Regions from separate parts of the Homo sapiens genome. Here regions 2 and 3 are each linked to region 1. A link is a loop called in an ENCODE intact Hi-C map of the cell type or tissue named here. Cell type or tissue: mammary epithelial cell. All regions are shown on one strand.

The links. A loop is a pair of places that touch in the nucleus more often than their neighbours do. Peaks named below come from ENCODE experiments on the same cell type or tissue, not always from the same donor. Only the 100,000 strongest peaks of a DNase experiment are listed, where the experiment ranks them.
Region 2: a loop joins it to region 1, with 18 times the contacts of the local background. A loop is called at or near these places in 11 of 110 quality-filtered maps.
Region 3: a loop joins it to region 1, with 11 times the contacts of the local background. A loop is called at or near these places in 2 of 110 quality-filtered maps.

Annotation. Positions count from the first base shown.
Region 1 is chr6:42,899,080-42,904,079 of GRCh38, forward strand. No RefSeq gene overlaps it. Among named protein-coding and RNA genes, the nearest start is that of PEX39, 11 kb to the left of the region's middle. RefSeq lists a silencer at 2,450-2,679. In mammary epithelial cell, a CTCF peak has its summit at 2,563 (motif pointing right); a DNase peak (open chromatin) is centred at 2,572; H3K4me3 peaks cover 171 bases; H3K27ac peaks cover 1,319 bases.
Region 2 is chr6:43,494,804-43,499,803 of GRCh38, forward strand. It overlaps TJAP1 (tight junction associated protein 1), which reads left to right. Exons shown (of 11, transcript NM_001350562.2): 3 at 3,078-3,174; 4 at 4,175-4,297. The coding sequence starts at 4,199. Among named protein-coding and RNA genes, the nearest start is that of LRRC73, 13 kb to the right of the region's middle. RefSeq lists a silencer at 2,026-2,075. In mammary epithelial cell, CTCF peaks have their summits at 729 (motif pointing left) and 2,039; DNase peaks (open chromatin) are centred at 958, 1,058 and 1,788; H3K4me3 peaks cover 172 bases; H3K27ac peaks cover 1,916 bases.
Region 3 is chr6:43,261,173-43,266,172 of GRCh38, forward strand. It overlaps TTBK1 (tau tubulin kinase 1), which reads left to right. Exons shown (of 15, transcript NM_032538.3): 13 at 1,617-2,178. Among named protein-coding and RNA genes, the nearest start is that of TTBK1, 20 kb to the left of the region's middle. In mammary epithelial cell, a CTCF peak has its summit at 2,479 (motif pointing right); no DNase peak of the experiment used is centred here.

The DNA of each region.
Region 1 (5,000 bases):
TGAATTACAAACACAGGAGAATTCCAAGGCGAAAATGAAGGCTCAATATGTCCCTTTTCTAATTGTTCCTTTGCTAATAAGTGTAAAGCCTCCAGCTTTTGTTTTGGTAGCAGCCACTGATTCACCCATACAGGTTTTTTTGTTTTCCAAGTTAATGGAATGGGTTTTGGAGGCTCTACAGTGGCCGCTCTTAAAAAGGATACCCTATTCCTTTTCTTTTTTGAGTTTTTTCAGCCTCAATTGGGACTTTAATGCTGTCTTCATTCTTTCCTAGTCCCTTTTCAGGGAGATATCCCATTTTAGTTATGATTTTTTGACTCGTGGGGCTGTATTGGGGGCTGGGATAGTAATCGCTGCATGCCATTGTTGTAACAAGTCTCGGCCCCATAAATTAATTGGAATAGAAGTGATCATAGGCTGAACTGTACTTTCTTGATCATCAGGTCCTAGACAATGTAAACTCATGGCACTTTGATACACTTCTGAGGCAGTGCCTACGCCGACAAGTCCTGTAACAGGCTTTTGTTTAGGCCAATTTTGGGGCCATTGATTTAAGGCAATGATAGCACCATCACCCAGTATCCACTAATCCTTCAAACTGCTTTCCCTGAATAGTGACTGCACACACGGGTCTATCCTCTGAGACCTGACTAGCCCAATAAGCGGCTTTTCCGGCAGGGTTGGTACTTCCAAACCCTCCTGTTCTTTCCGTTTTGTTTTTCCCAATTTTAATACAAGGCAAAAGCAGTAATTGTGCAATTCTATCACCTGGATTGGCACTCCAGGGAACAGTGGAGCTGATCACTAACTGAATTTCCCCTTTATAATCTGAATCAATTACACCAGTATGAATTTGGACTCCCTTCAAATTTAGACTTGATCTCCCTAAAATAAGGCCTACCGTCCCTTCTGGCAGCGGGCCATATACCCCTGTAGGAATCTTTTGCGGGGGCTCTCCAGGGAGTAAAGAAACCATTTGAGTAGAACACAAATCTACTGCTGCGCTGCCTGCTGTGGCAGGGGACAGCTGTTGTATTGTTGTAATTGGCTGACTCCCTGAAGTGGTGGTATTTCCTGCGGGAGTTTTTGTCCCTGAAAACCCTGAGGAACAAACGGCTGAATCGGAATGCCCCAATTTGTTGCGGGGCCTGAGGCTGGCCCCTCTTCCCATTTCCCCAACAATGGTTGCCCATCTTTATCAAATTTAGAATGACATTGATTAGCCCAATGTTTTCCTTTTCCACATTTTGGACACAGGCCAGGTGGCTCTTTATTTTTTGCCGTTATAGCTTGATTTATTTATATTTATATTTTTCTTTTTTTTGAGACGGAGTCTGGCTCTGTTGCCCAGGCTGGAGTGCAGTGGTGCGATCTCGGCTCACTGCAAGCTCTGCCTCCTGGGTTCATGCCATTCTCCTGCCTCAGCCTCCCGAGTAGCTGGGACTATAGGCACCCGCCACCACGCCTGGCTAATTTTTTGTATTTTTAGTAGAGATGGGGTTTCACCATGTTAGCCAGGATAGTCTCGACCTCCTGACCTTGTGATCTACCAGCCTCGGCCTCCCAAAGTGCTGGGATTACGGGTGTGAGCCACCGTGCCCGGCCAGCTTGATTTATTATATTCTGTTTACTTAAGACTGGGCAACTCCTTTTCGGATGACCGATTTGACCACAATTATAACATTTTTTCCCAAATGTTCTAACTTGTCCTCCTAAAGCGACTCCCGCTATTGCTTCAGCCATTAGCATTGCCTTTATACATAGCTCCTCCAATCCCATCATAAGCCTTCACTTATTCTGTAATTACATCAACTCCTGCTGGAACTTTTCTTTTTAATGGCTTTATGGCCGATTGACATTCTGGATTTGCATTTTGATAGGCCATTAATTCTACAATATCTTTTCGGGCGTTATCATCTGTAACAGATTTTTGAGCAGCATCTTGCAACCTTGCCACAAAGTCTGGATATGGCTCTTTAGAGACTTGTCTAATTGAATTAAAAGAAGGGCAGGTGGTTCCCAGGTCCTGAATTTTTTCCCAGGCCCTGAGGCAAATAGCCCTTAGGTGTTCAATAGCCCTTAGGTGTTCAACAGGTGTTCTGCATTACTGATTGTTGGTTAATGGTGCTCCAATTTGGACCTGTTCCTAGCAATTGGTCTGCATCTATATTAACAGTGGGGTTAGTAACCTGATTTTTTCGTACCTGTTCTTGTACTCCATCGATCCACCACGGTTTAAACTGTAGAAACTGAGAGGGTGAAAGGGAAGATTTAGCCAAAATTTCCCAGTCATAAGGAATAAGTCTATTTCCATGAACAATGGAATCTAATAATGTTCTCACATAAGGGGAGTTGGGTCCATATTAACTCCTTCCTTCATATCTTTTAACATTTTCATGGTGAAAGATTCATATCTAGCTTCAGTTTGGACAGACGCTCCTGCTAGAGTCCCTTTCCCGGCCGGTATCGGTTGTAAAATTACCGGGAACTCCCATGCCTCAAGATCTCCCTGTTTACTGGCTTTATCAATAATTTCATGCAGTGTACTACCTTGTCCACTAGGTGGTGCGGTAGGATTAAACACCACTGCCGTGGGTTGCTGGTATGGTGCCGTGCTATTTGGCACAGGACACACCACTTGAGGTCTGTATTTAACCTCTGGAGGTGGCCGATACTGAAGGTCGGCTGGCGGCCAGTACTGATAAATTACTGGTGGTTGGGTCTTATTTTCTACCAGCTTATATTGTGGATACTGCATCTGAATTGGCATTGCCGGGATAGAGACTCTATCCTTTTCTACTTGATATTCTCTTGGGGTTTGTACTTGTCTAACCTCCCTTTGAGGTTGTAATGTTACAGGTATCTGAACCACGGGAGGAGTTGATGGCCATCGTGGTTTAGGCTCTGATGGCCCCAATAATTCTGGACCTCCTTCCCCCAATTTTGATTATTCATGATATATTACCTCCTTTAATTGATTGTAGTCAACATTTTGCGTTGACCAAGCCATTACAGACTCTGCTACATATTTACAATGTGAACTTTCCATTCCTTTCCTAAACTCTGTCTCTGCCTCTTCTTCACAATCTATTACACAGCTTTCAGGGGCAGCAGAAATGCTATCTTCTTCTGTTTGAAACGGTTCTAAAGTTGCTTTAATAATGGCCCAATCATTCCATACTGTAAGTAGGATGATTTTACCTTCCCTATTTGCTTGTTTTAATTCTTTGCCAATTTTTTTCCCAATCTTTTAGATCTAAAGTTCTCTGTTCTGGAAACCAGGGGCAAAATTGTTCTATTGTTTGAAATAGCGTAATTAGATTTTCTGTAGAAGCCCTAACTCCCCCTCTTCTTAAAAGAATTTTAATGAAGCTGAGATAAGAGGCATATTTACTTTCAGTTTGTCCCATTGTTACCCTGGGTTCCTCCGAGCACACAAGCTTACCGCAAGGCTGACGGTGGACGTACTCGGGAATCTCTCGTCGACTGTCCTCAATGCTCACGTTCTTAATGTACCTTCACCTTAGAGAAAGGCACCCACATTGGCGGCAGATGAAGGGGTGGCCTGCCCCTCCACACCTGTGGGTATCTCTCGTCAGGTGGGACGAGAGACTAAAAAAAGAAATAAGACACAGAGACAAAGTATAGAGAAAGAACAGTGGGGCCCAGGAGACTGGCGCTCAGCATACAGAGGACCTGCACCGGCCCCCGTCTCTGAGTTCCCTCAGTATTTACTGATTATTATTTTCACTATCTCAGCAAGGGGAATGTGGCAGAACAGGGTGATAGCGGGGAGAAGGTTGGCAAGAAAACATGTGAGCAAAGGAATCTGTGTCACAAATAAGTTCAAGGGAAGGTACTATGCCTGGATGTGCACATAGGCCAGACTCATGCTTCTCTCCACCCAAACATCTCAGTGTAGTAAAGAATAACAGAGCAGTATTGCCACCAGCATATCTCACCTCCAGCCACAGGGCGGTTTTCTCCTATCTCAGAATAGAACGAATGTACAATCGGGTTTTATACTGAGACATTCCGTTCCCAGGGGCATGCAGGAGACAGAGGCCTTCCTCTTATTTCAACTGCAAGAGGCCTTCCTCTTTTACTAATCCTCCTCAGCACAGACCCTTCACGGGTGTTGGGCTGGGGGATGGTCAGGTCTTTCCCGTCCCACGAGGCCATACCTCAGGCTGTCTCAGTGGGGAGAAACCTTGGACAATACTGGCTTTCCTGGGCAGGGGTCCCTGTGGCTTTCTGCAGTGCATTGTGCCCCTGGTTAATCGAGAATGGAGAATGGCGATGACTTTTATCAAGCATACTGCCTGTAAACGTTTTGTTAACAAGGCACATCCTGCACAGCCCTAGATCCCTTAAACCTTGATTCCATACAACACATATTTCTGTGAGCACAAGGTTGGGGCTAAAGTTACAGATTAACAGCATCTCCAGGCAAAACAATTGTTCAGGGTACAGATCAAAATGGACTTTCTTATGTCTTCCTTTTCTATGTAGACCCAGTAACAGTCTGATCTCTCTCTCTTTTCCCTACAAGTTTGGCGTAGGCTGGGTATGGTGGCTCACGCCTGTAATCCTAGCACTTTGGGAGGCTGAGGCGGGCAGATCACCTGAGATCAGGAGTTCGAGACCAGGCTGACCAACATGGAGAAACTCCATTTCCACTAAAAATACAAAAATTGGCCGGGCACGGTGGCTCACGCCTGTAATCCCAGCACTTTGGGAGGCCGAGGCGGGTGGATCACCTGAGATCAGGAGATCGAGACCATCCTAGCTAACACGGTGAAACCCTGTCTCTACTAAAAATACAAAAAAATTAGCCAGGCGTGGTGGCGGGCGCCTGTAGTCCCAGCTACTCGACAGGCTGAGGCAGGAGAATGGCGTGAACCTGGGAGTGGAGCTTGCAGTGAGTGGAGATTGCACCACTGCACTCCAGCCTGGGCGATAGAGTGAGACTCCATCTCAAAAAAAAAAAAAAAAAAAAA
Region 2 (5,000 bases), 600 kb after region 1:
CTCAAGTGATCCGCCTGCCTTGGCCTCCCACAGTGCTGGGATTACAGGCGTGAGCCACCATGTTGGGCCAGCTCTGTTGATTTCCTGATCTTCCTCCAGAAGACCATTTTCTGGGAGGTGCCCTGGAGCCAGCTCAGCATCCAGAGGCCAGGAGGCCCCAGAGGCTGTCCTTGGCTGCCGCTTGCTCATCATGGGCCATGGCCCATTCTGAGCTGTCCAGCTGCTCTCCTTAGGGACCTTTTCTTCCCCACATGGGATTGGGAGTCCTCCTTGGGCTGAAACACTCCAAGGCAACTTGGGAAACCTTTGGGTGAAGGAGATGTGGCCAGGGGAGGCTGCACCTGGTAGCTGGGTCTTCCTGGAGGGACCACTCTGATGCCATCTGCCTCACCCCTTTACCTTCTCCCAGCTTGCAGGCCAAGTGTCCCGATGCTTCTCTCTTTGTTATCCACTGCACCATGCATCACTGTCCTCCTTGGGTCTGTCCGGACTTTCCCTGCACACCTTCCTTGCCTCCAGTCAAGGACTGTGGGCTGCCAGGCCCGTTGTATTCCTGTTCATTGCTGGAACTGTGGGCCCCTAATGGGCTGGATCTGGGGCACTCAGCAGATTTCAGAAGTTGGAGCTAGGGCCTGGGTGTTGGGCACACCCTGTGTTTATGGACACAGGGCAGGAAGTGGTTGGTACACATCTCCCTCGCAGCCTGGTGTTGAGGAACACCATGGGCCCCCTGGTGGATTGTCTTCCCAGTGGGCATTGCCTTCTGCTTCCTTAGTTGGGAGTGGTTTCCCATACCTGTAACTCTGACATGCGTGGAAAGAATAGGCTCTGGCAGAGAGAATAACCTCCCATCACAACCACCCCCATCCCCAGAGAGTCTGTCTGCATTTACTGCCTGTCCCACTGCCAGCTACCTTCTCAGGATACTCCTTGCCTAGCAAGCCAGATCGCCTCTGGCCATGGAAGCCCTGGGGATAAATACATGCTGTAGGGCCAGGGAGTGGGGCTTGAGGTCAGGGTGAGGCAGGAGGAGCTAGAGGATGTGTGGCAACTAGAGCCAGGGCTGCAGGGTGTGGAGTGAAGCAGCCTTCCCTACAGGATTGCTGGACACCCAAGTGCGTTTGTGTCCTCCCTGCCTGCCTGCCGTTCATGCAGGTGTTTCGGTACCAAGAGGACAGCACAGGCCTTGCCAGGAATAGGGACAAGGGAGTACAGAGGAATAGAGGAGGGGCACACAAAGGGGCCTGCAGAGAGAAAGGGCTTCCTGAGATGACTGGGGAGCACATGGGGGAAGGGAGCTGGGACCTGGACCCTCTGTAGAGAAGGGGAAAGGCAGAGACCAACTCTCTGAGCTGCCCCTTTACTTTGTAGAAGCTCTTGACTGCTCGCATCTCTCACTCTTCCATCTCTGGCCATACCCTGTTTTCCAACTCACGCACCCCACACATTTACCCTCTGAGTATCAGAATCCACATACCCAGGTGGGTTTAGGACTTTCTAGGCCTCTCCCTCAGGCCATAGGAGCACCCACCCCGGGCTCCTCTGGAGGGGCAGCCCCAAGGAACCTGTTGGGGTAACTTGTTTGCTCCCCACACCCCGGGAATGTGCCGTCCTTTCAGGCCCGCCCACCCGGATTCCTGTGCAGGGAGTCAGCCGACACAGCATGTTGCATGTGCCCTGTGGGGACACGTTCTGCCTCCTGTCAGGGGGAGGAGGCTGGCGGCCGTGCCTGTGCTGCCGCACCTCAGCTCCCCACCGAACCCCAAACCAGGGCCCAGGCTGTCCAGACAGAGGAGGGAGACCACTCCTGCTTCCCCACCCTCCCTACCCTCTCACCATTCTCCCTGCCCCGGGCCCTGTTGGAATGTGACAGGAGTCATGGCCAGGGCATGTCCCGACAGTGGGAACACATGCTTTAGCCCGCAAGGCTTCCCTCAACCTCCAGCTCTGTTTAGGTTGATGGGGGCGGGAAGAGATTGTTTTTTCTGCCCAGAAGGCCACCTGAGGTTACTGCCTGATCACTGGTGGCTGCTGCCCCCGTGCTGCAACCCAGCTAATTACAGGTGGGGGCCAGGGAGGGGTGTGCACCCATCTCTGAACCTCAGGAGGCCGGAGGGGCTCTCACAGGTCACTCAGTCCAGCCACCTCTGTGTAGATAAGGAACTGAGCTATCCAGTGAGGAAGGGCATTACACAGGGCCCCACAGTGTCAGTGCTGAGCCTGGAGCCCAGGTGTCTCCAACTCCCCCGACTGGGGTTTTCTTCACGAGTGTTCCTCAGCCTTGGCACTCTGGATATTTTCTATTGGGAATCATTTGTGGTGGGAGTTGCCCTATGGTTGTGGGATGACCAAAGCATCCCCGGCTTCTACCCACTAGGTGCCAGTGGCACTCCTTCCCTCCAGGTTTCGACAACCAAAAATGTCTCCAGACACTTGCCAGACGTCCCTGGGGAAGGAGAGTGGGCGCCAGACGTCCCTGGGGAAGGAGGGTGGACAGAGTTGCCTGGTTGAGAGCTACTGCTCTGTGTTGCTCCCTTTTCAGATTTCTTCTCCTAGCCCTATGCCTCCTCATTGCAAAGGCCGGTGACCATCATTATACACCAAATAGCCTTGGGCCTCCTTCTGGAAATGCTAGGTGCTCTCTTTCCATCATTTTCTCTATCTTCTTGGATCTCTGTGAGGCTTTTTCCTGGTGTTCTCATTTGTAACCCATGTTCCCCAAATCTCTTAGTTGTTTCCAAACTCTGAGAGGCTTGGGAGATGAGGACCGATGTGGAGTAGGGACAGGACGGAACCGGACCTATTCCAGAATTGGGCAATGTGCTGAGACCATGAACACACAGACACATGTATCTCATCTGGGCCTGTGACAGTACTGTCATGGAGAAAGGCAGGAACCCAGTGCTTCCAGTCATCTGCCTCCAGCCGCTTTCCCCTCAGGCCCTCTGTTTCATGGCCTTCCTGCCGTGGTTCTCCCTGGGGGGCCTTCCAGGTCCCAGACTGGGCAGCAGGCCTGTAGCACTGACAGACAGGCGGCTGACACCTGGTTTCCACTTTCTTCCCTTCTCTGGTTTCAGGAGCTGTGGCTAAAGGAAGTGGAGGGGCCGTGGGATGCGGAGAGCCGAGGGCTAACTCCCGGACAGCGGAACAGAGAGAGCTGCCGACAAACAGACGGTATGTCCCTGATGAGGCCTGTGCCCTCAGCCTGGCTCTCTTCTGGGGAGGGGCAGGTGAGGGGGCAGCCAAGTGTTCTCTCTCGGCGGGGGCTGGTGAAAAGAGTGGTGGAGGCCACAGGGGTTTGGTCATCAGTGGCTGAGGCCAGAGAGCTCTCTTGGGCCTTGAGACTCCCACTGGGGATCCTGGATTGTATCCCCAAACTCACATTTTTGGTTATGATTTTTTTTAAACTAACATTTATTCAACATTTCCTAAGTGTTTTACATCATCTTCCCAACAACCCTATGAATTGGTGCTATTCTTAACTGGAATCAGTAGCTCACACCTATAATCCCAGCACTTTGGAAGGCCAAGACAGAGGGATTGCTTGAGCTTGAGAGTTTGAGCCTGGGCAACAAAGTGAGACGCTGTGTACAAAAAATAGCCAGGTGCAGTGGCACATGCTTGTGGTCCGAGCTACACAGAAGGCTGAGGCAGGAGGATTACTTGAGCCCAGGAGGTCGAGGCTGCAGTGAGCCAAGATTGCGCCACTACACTCCAGCCTGGGCAACAGAGCAAGACCCTGTCTCAAAAAAGAAAAGAAAAAAAGAAATTGATGCTGTTTTATCGCTAATTTAGAGTTGAGAAAACTAATGCATAGAGAGCAGTTTTACCTTCTGAGGCCTTCAGAGCCCACAAAGGAGAGTGGTAAGGAGGGTGGTGGGCTGCTTTGAAGCTCCCTGTCCCACTCTTAGAACCTAGGTGTTCAGGCCCTAGGCCCTGCCTTTCCCACCCATCTGTTCCCCGTTGGACCCATGCCCCACCCTCCAGCACTCCTTTGACCTATGGGGACTGACACACCTAAGTCCTGCCCCTCTAGTGACTCCAGTAATGGCCCAGGCCTGTCAGCCTATGTGGTGGCCTCAACATATGTCCCCTTTCACCATCTTTGTTTTTTCTCAGTCCAGAGTCCTTCTGGCCACATCTCTGAGCCTGCCTCCTTCTTGCTTCTCAGCAGGCGGAGGAGCCGTCACCTCCCAGAATGACTAGTGCCGCCCCTGCTAAGAAACCCTACCGTAAGGCACCACCAGAGCATCGGGAGCTGCGTTTGGAAATTCCTGGATCCCGGCTTGAGCAGGAGGTCAGCAAGACTGGTATCACAGCCTGACCGGCAGAGGCAAGGCCCCTGAGGCTGGGTGTCTGGCTGACTTCTCCTGCCTGAGCTTCTGGTCCTGAGTTGGGGTGAGAGTGGGCCTTGCTGTTGCAGGCCTGAGGTCTCCTAGCCGCAGTAGTGCAGGTGGGGGTAATGTAGGCTCAAGGGGGACTGTCTGTGAGTATATGTCCACATGTCAGGGAACCCCTGAGTCTTTGTAGCTTAGCAGAAATGATCCCATATGATATTCTCCCTGCAAGAGGCAGCCCAGTAGACTGAGGGGTCCTAATCTGCTAGTGGTTGGGACTCTGGTCCTCCGTAGTGGAGTAGAGCCATTCAACCTGTGGCCCCTTTGGGGCATATCAGGAGGCAGTGCTACAGCCACTTCCCACCAGCACAGCTGCTCTTCATTGTCCCCAGGAAGTCCAGCCCTTCCTCCAGCTTTGCTTTGTTTGGCTAACATTTGTTGAATATGTACTCCCTGCCAGGAACTGTTAGGTCCGGACTCTGCTCTTCGGGGCCTATAGTCAGCTGCAAAACATTGGCTCTCCTGCCCCATTAACTTCACTCACAGGCAGAAACGAGGGCCACAGTGGTTTACTGCCCTTGCAGCCATATCTCCATCTGGTCACAGTGCGTGGAGCACATTTAAAGAACCTGAGACGCAGCATGTGCTGAGCATCAGGCATAC
Region 3 (5,000 bases), 360 kb after region 1:
CGTAGGCTGGGGTGGTGGTATTTTAAGGAAGCCCCACAGGCAGTTCTGATCTGCACCCCTGCCTCTGCAGCTGAAGAGCCATTGAACCACAGGCTCGATGCTGGGGGAGAATGAAAGTCAGCCCCCTGCCCACAGCCTGAATGTGAGGGAGTGGCACAAACCCCAGATAGGTTAGGCCTCCGTGCTGGCTCTCAGTGGGGTACCCTGGCATTTGAGAGAGGGCGATTCTTTCTTGTGTAGCACCTCCCCACACACACACTACTGTACAATCAGAAATATCCTCCTCTTGGGGCTGGCATGACCCCAAGTTGAGAAGCTCTGAAAGTAATGTGAGATTCACAGCACAGTTCAATATAATGAGGCTGGGAACAGTGGCTCGCGTCTGTAATCCCAGCACTTTGGGAGGCCAAGGTGGGTGGATCACCTGAGGTCAGGAGTTTGAGACCAGCCTGGCCAACATGGTGAAACCCCATCTCTACTAAAAATACAAAAATTAGGGAGGCGTGGTGGTGTGCACCTGTAAGCGCAGCTACTCAGGAGGCTGAGGCAGGAGAATAGCTTGAACCTGGGGGGTGGAGGTTACAGTGAGCCAAGATCATGCTACTGCATTCCAGTCTGGGTGACAGATTCTGTCTCAAAAAAAAAAAAAAAAAAAAAGATAACGACAGAAGAGATGTCCCAAGGCAGGATCAATGCCCTTGGGGTAAAGTCAGATGGGACCCAGGCCCTGCGCAGCAGAGCTCACAGTCTCTTGGGGAGACAGATTATGTGACAGACATGAGGTTCACCCTGTGATGAGAGAGAGATAGAACGCACTAATCCTTGTAGGATGGGAAAGGCAGGCTACCTGCCCAAGGTGACAGCCAACCTGTATCAGACAGCAAAGGGTAGAAGGACAGGCTGTGTGTGGGGAGAGGTCCTGTGGGGAGAGGCTACATTGGGGGTGGGCCGTAAGGGTGGAATCTGAGATGGGGCTGGTGAGGGAAATGGGGAGACAGCTGTATTCAGGCTGTGAGAGGCCTTGAGTGTAAACCAAGGAATGTGGACTTTGTTGTTGGGGCCGGGGAGTCACTGGAGTTTGTTGAGCTGGGACTAGCAAGGCCATCTTGGGGGTGATGAAACCAGCCAGGCAGGCCTGGAGGGTGATGGCAGAGGAGGCTGGAAAGCCCTCTGTAAACTCAAGGGCCAGTTGGGTGTGTTTGCCTGGAAGCAGCAGGAAGCAGCCACTGGCGGGTGTGAGCACTGGAGAGGCAAGAACAAAGCTTGCCTGAGGAAGATTAGCTTCCCTAGGGTGGCCCAGGAGAGAGCGTTCCTTGCACAGAAACCCGAGTTTATTTTCTGCTTGTTTGTATTCCTGGAGCACGGTAAGCATTCAAAAACATTTGTTGAATGAATGAATGAATGAATGAACGAACGAACTAACAAACGAACTAACAAAGCCTTGATAGGAAGTGAGGTTGGAGGGTGACAACCTAGAGGTAACTGGCCTGGCTCAGGGTGGGAGGGGTACTGCGGTCAGGAGGTTTTGGGAGTCACGCCCCACCCTGCCGCTGGCGTGGGGTCCTTGGGGGTCCAGTGGGGCCAGGTATTGAGCCCCGTGAGGGGTGGCTTTGCAGGTCACGGATGGATCTGCCTGGCTCGCCCTCGCGCCAGGCCTGCTCCTCTCAGCCAGCCCAGATGCTGTCAGTGGACACAGGCCACGCTGACCGACAGGCCAGTGGCCGCATGGACGTGTCAGCCTCTGTGGAGCAGGAGGCCCTGAGCAACGCCTTCCGCTCGGTGCCGCTGGCTGAGGAGGAGGATTTCGACAGCAAAGAGTGGGTCATCATCGACAAGGAGACGGAGCTCAAGGACTTCCCTCCAGGGGCTGAGCCCAGCACATCGGGCACCACGGATGAGGAGCCCGAGGAGCTGCGGCCACTGCCCGAGGAGGGCGAAGAGCGGCGGCGGCTGGGGGCAGAGCCCACCGTCCGGCCCCGGGGACGCAGCATGCAGGCGCTGGCGGAGGAGGACCTGCAGCATTTGCCGCCCCAGCCCCTGCCACCCCAGCTGAGCCAGGGCGATGGCCGTTCCGAGACGTCACAGCCCCCCACGCCTGGCAGCCCTTCCCACTCACCCCTGCACTCGGGACCCCGCCCTCGACGGAGAGAGTCGGACCCCACAGGCCCACAGAGACAGGTAAGGTTGGGCTTGCACCCCACTCCCCATCTCCAGATGCCCAGAGTCCTGGTGTGTAGGCCTGGGGTGCTCCATGTGTGCTGGCACTACTGACCAGTAAGCCAGCAGTCACAGGGCTGTGATGGAGGTAGACAGGCTTAAGGGTCTGAAACCATGTTTGAGGGGCAGGCAAGGCTTCCCAGAGGAAGTGCCCTCTCAGTTCTGAGTTGAGTCTGGCACTATGAGCAGTGAAGCCAAGTGACAAGGCAGGAGAAGGGCCTCGCAGGCCACGGGCACAGTGTTTTGCACAGGCCGGGAGGGGGCGATCTGAGAACACTGAGCTGATGGCACACTGCAGCAGACAAGGCTGTGAGGTCAGCCCTGGGCCCTGCCACGGAGGGACTTGGGGCTATACTAAGGGGCCAGGACTTGATGCTGCAGGTTTGGTGAGCCACTGAAGGCTTTTAAACAGGAGTGCAATATGATTACATTGGTACTGTTGAATGATCCTTAGGCTGCTGTGTGGAAAATGGATTGAAATGGCCTGAAATGAGATGCAAGCAGGCCACGTGGCAGGCAGTGGCAAGAGAGTGTCCCAGTGGCTTGGGCTGAGGTGGGGCTGTGGATGTGGGGCAAGGTGGATAGTGCCAAGGGTGTTGGGGATAGGTCAAGCAGGCTGTGATGGAGTGGGGGCCAGGGCGTCTCGTGTCTCGGCTGATGCCCTGAGTGGTTTTGAAGGGAATGAGAATTCAGATTTAAATACAATGATCTGACCAGTGCGGTGGCTCAGGCCTGTAATCCCAGCAATTTGGGAGGCCAAGGTGGGCAGATCACCTGAGGTCAGGAGTTCAAGACCAGCCTGGCCAACATGGTGAAACCCCATCTTTACTAAAAATACAAAAAATTAGCCGGGTGTGGTGGTGCCTGCCTGTAATCCCAGCTACTTGGGAGGCTGAGGCATGAGAATTGATTGAACCCAAGAGGCAGAGGTTGCAGTGAGCCAAGACTGTGCCATTGCACTCCAGCCTGGGTGACAGAGCGAGACTCTGACTCAAAATAAAATAAAATAAAATAAAATAAATATAATAACTTCATGGAATCTAAGGGATGTCCACGTGTAGGCACCTGAGGCTCAGGAGAGGGATCTCGCCTGGAAATACAGATTTCGGGGTTTGGGAAACCATGGGAATGGGTGATGTTACCCAAAAGGACTGTGCAGGGTGTGGAACCCAAAAGTGAGGGCAGAAGCTGAGAGGTGCTCACATCTAGGGGGAATGAGAGGAGAAGGAGCTCTGCATGATGAGTGAGAGGGAGAGGTCGGAGCATGGGAGGAGCACAGGGGAGAAGGTCCTCGAAATCAGGGCAGGAGAGGTCTGGAGGGCAGCAGGGAGGAGTGGGAAGTGGTTCCCATGATCAGGGCGGGCTTCATGGAGGAGGTGAGCTCTGAGAGCCAGGTGGATGGCCGTGGGGAGGAGTGGAGCCAAGGCGAGAGAGACTATAGTTGAGCACAGGGACAGGTGTGTTGGGTGCCCTGGGAGAGCCCAGTCTGGCTGCAATGGCAACTCCTTGTGTGGGAGGACTGAGGAACAAGGCTGGAAGGGCAGGGAGGGGCCAGATGGTGGCCAAATTGCAAAATGTCTCATGATATTTAGGTTATTCTGACAAGGACAGGGTGTCAGAATAGGCAGAGAGCCACTGGCCTGACCAGGCTTTGCTGTGTGGGACAGAGGCTGAACTCTGACCTGGGAAATGGAGGAAAACTCCAAATGGGGTCCATGAACCCACAGAGGGGCTGGGGAGAGTCATGGAGGGGATGCCGGAAGGGGCTCAGGGGCTGTGCCGCGTTCCACATAGTGGTCCCACATTGGGGGCGTACACTCTAGGTGGCTCTGGGAGGTGCCCAGGTGTTGGGCCAGGGGCCAGTTCTACCACTTGCTCAGATTGGGAGGCCTTGCCTGGGATCACATGGGTGCCCTGGGAAAAGCAGCTGTGGGCAGGAGTGTATGCAGACCCCATCCCTATCTAGAGGTCCCTTCTAGAAGAGAGGACCTCTGAGCTGTGATCCTGGGGAGTATGCATCCAGGCCTTGCCTGGACACTGGAAACTGGGGGCTCAAAAAGTGGGGCCCGTGAGTCCTCACCCAGAGAGGCCCTAGCTGGCCTGAGTTGGAGGAGCAGCCCTGGCAGACCTGGCAGTCAAGTGGGCTGGCACCATTGCGTTGTAACTAGCCATTGCTCCCACCACACCCAGCACCAGGCAGCAGGAGAGGGAGCAAAATGTGTTTGGGGTCCTTGCTCCGCTCCCGTTTATTCATCCACACTCACTGAGTATTTACTGTGTGCCATGTACCACAGGCATCAGAGGTGACTTGCACAATAGGTTGTACCCGTAGGAAGTGCAGAGTCTAGGGAGGGTGACAGACAGTGTCAAGAGAGAGCCGAGAATTAAAGTCAGGAGACTGAGGTCTGGACCTGGCTCTGCCGTTCCCTTCCCAGTGACTGAGGGCCAGTCAGTGTCCCTTTCTGGGTCTCCAGGTGAGGGAGCTGAGGTTCTTCCGAGGTTCATCTCTAAAGTTTTTCTTACCTGCAGATTCCTACCTGTGTCCTGGGACTCATCCTCACTTTGGGGAATTCTGGCCAAGCGGGTGGGGAGAGAGAGATTTGGTGGGGTGGGGAAGCACAGGCCGATTCTGTAATCAGTCTCGGGCTCGGGTCCTGCTTGTGACAGGGACTGGCACTACCTATGTCAGCAAGAGATGAGTTGTGTGTGTCTTTGGGGGTGAGGTGTTTGTGGGCCTCGGGTTCCCCACAGTGTATAGAATCGAGGTTGGTTAGCACTCTGCC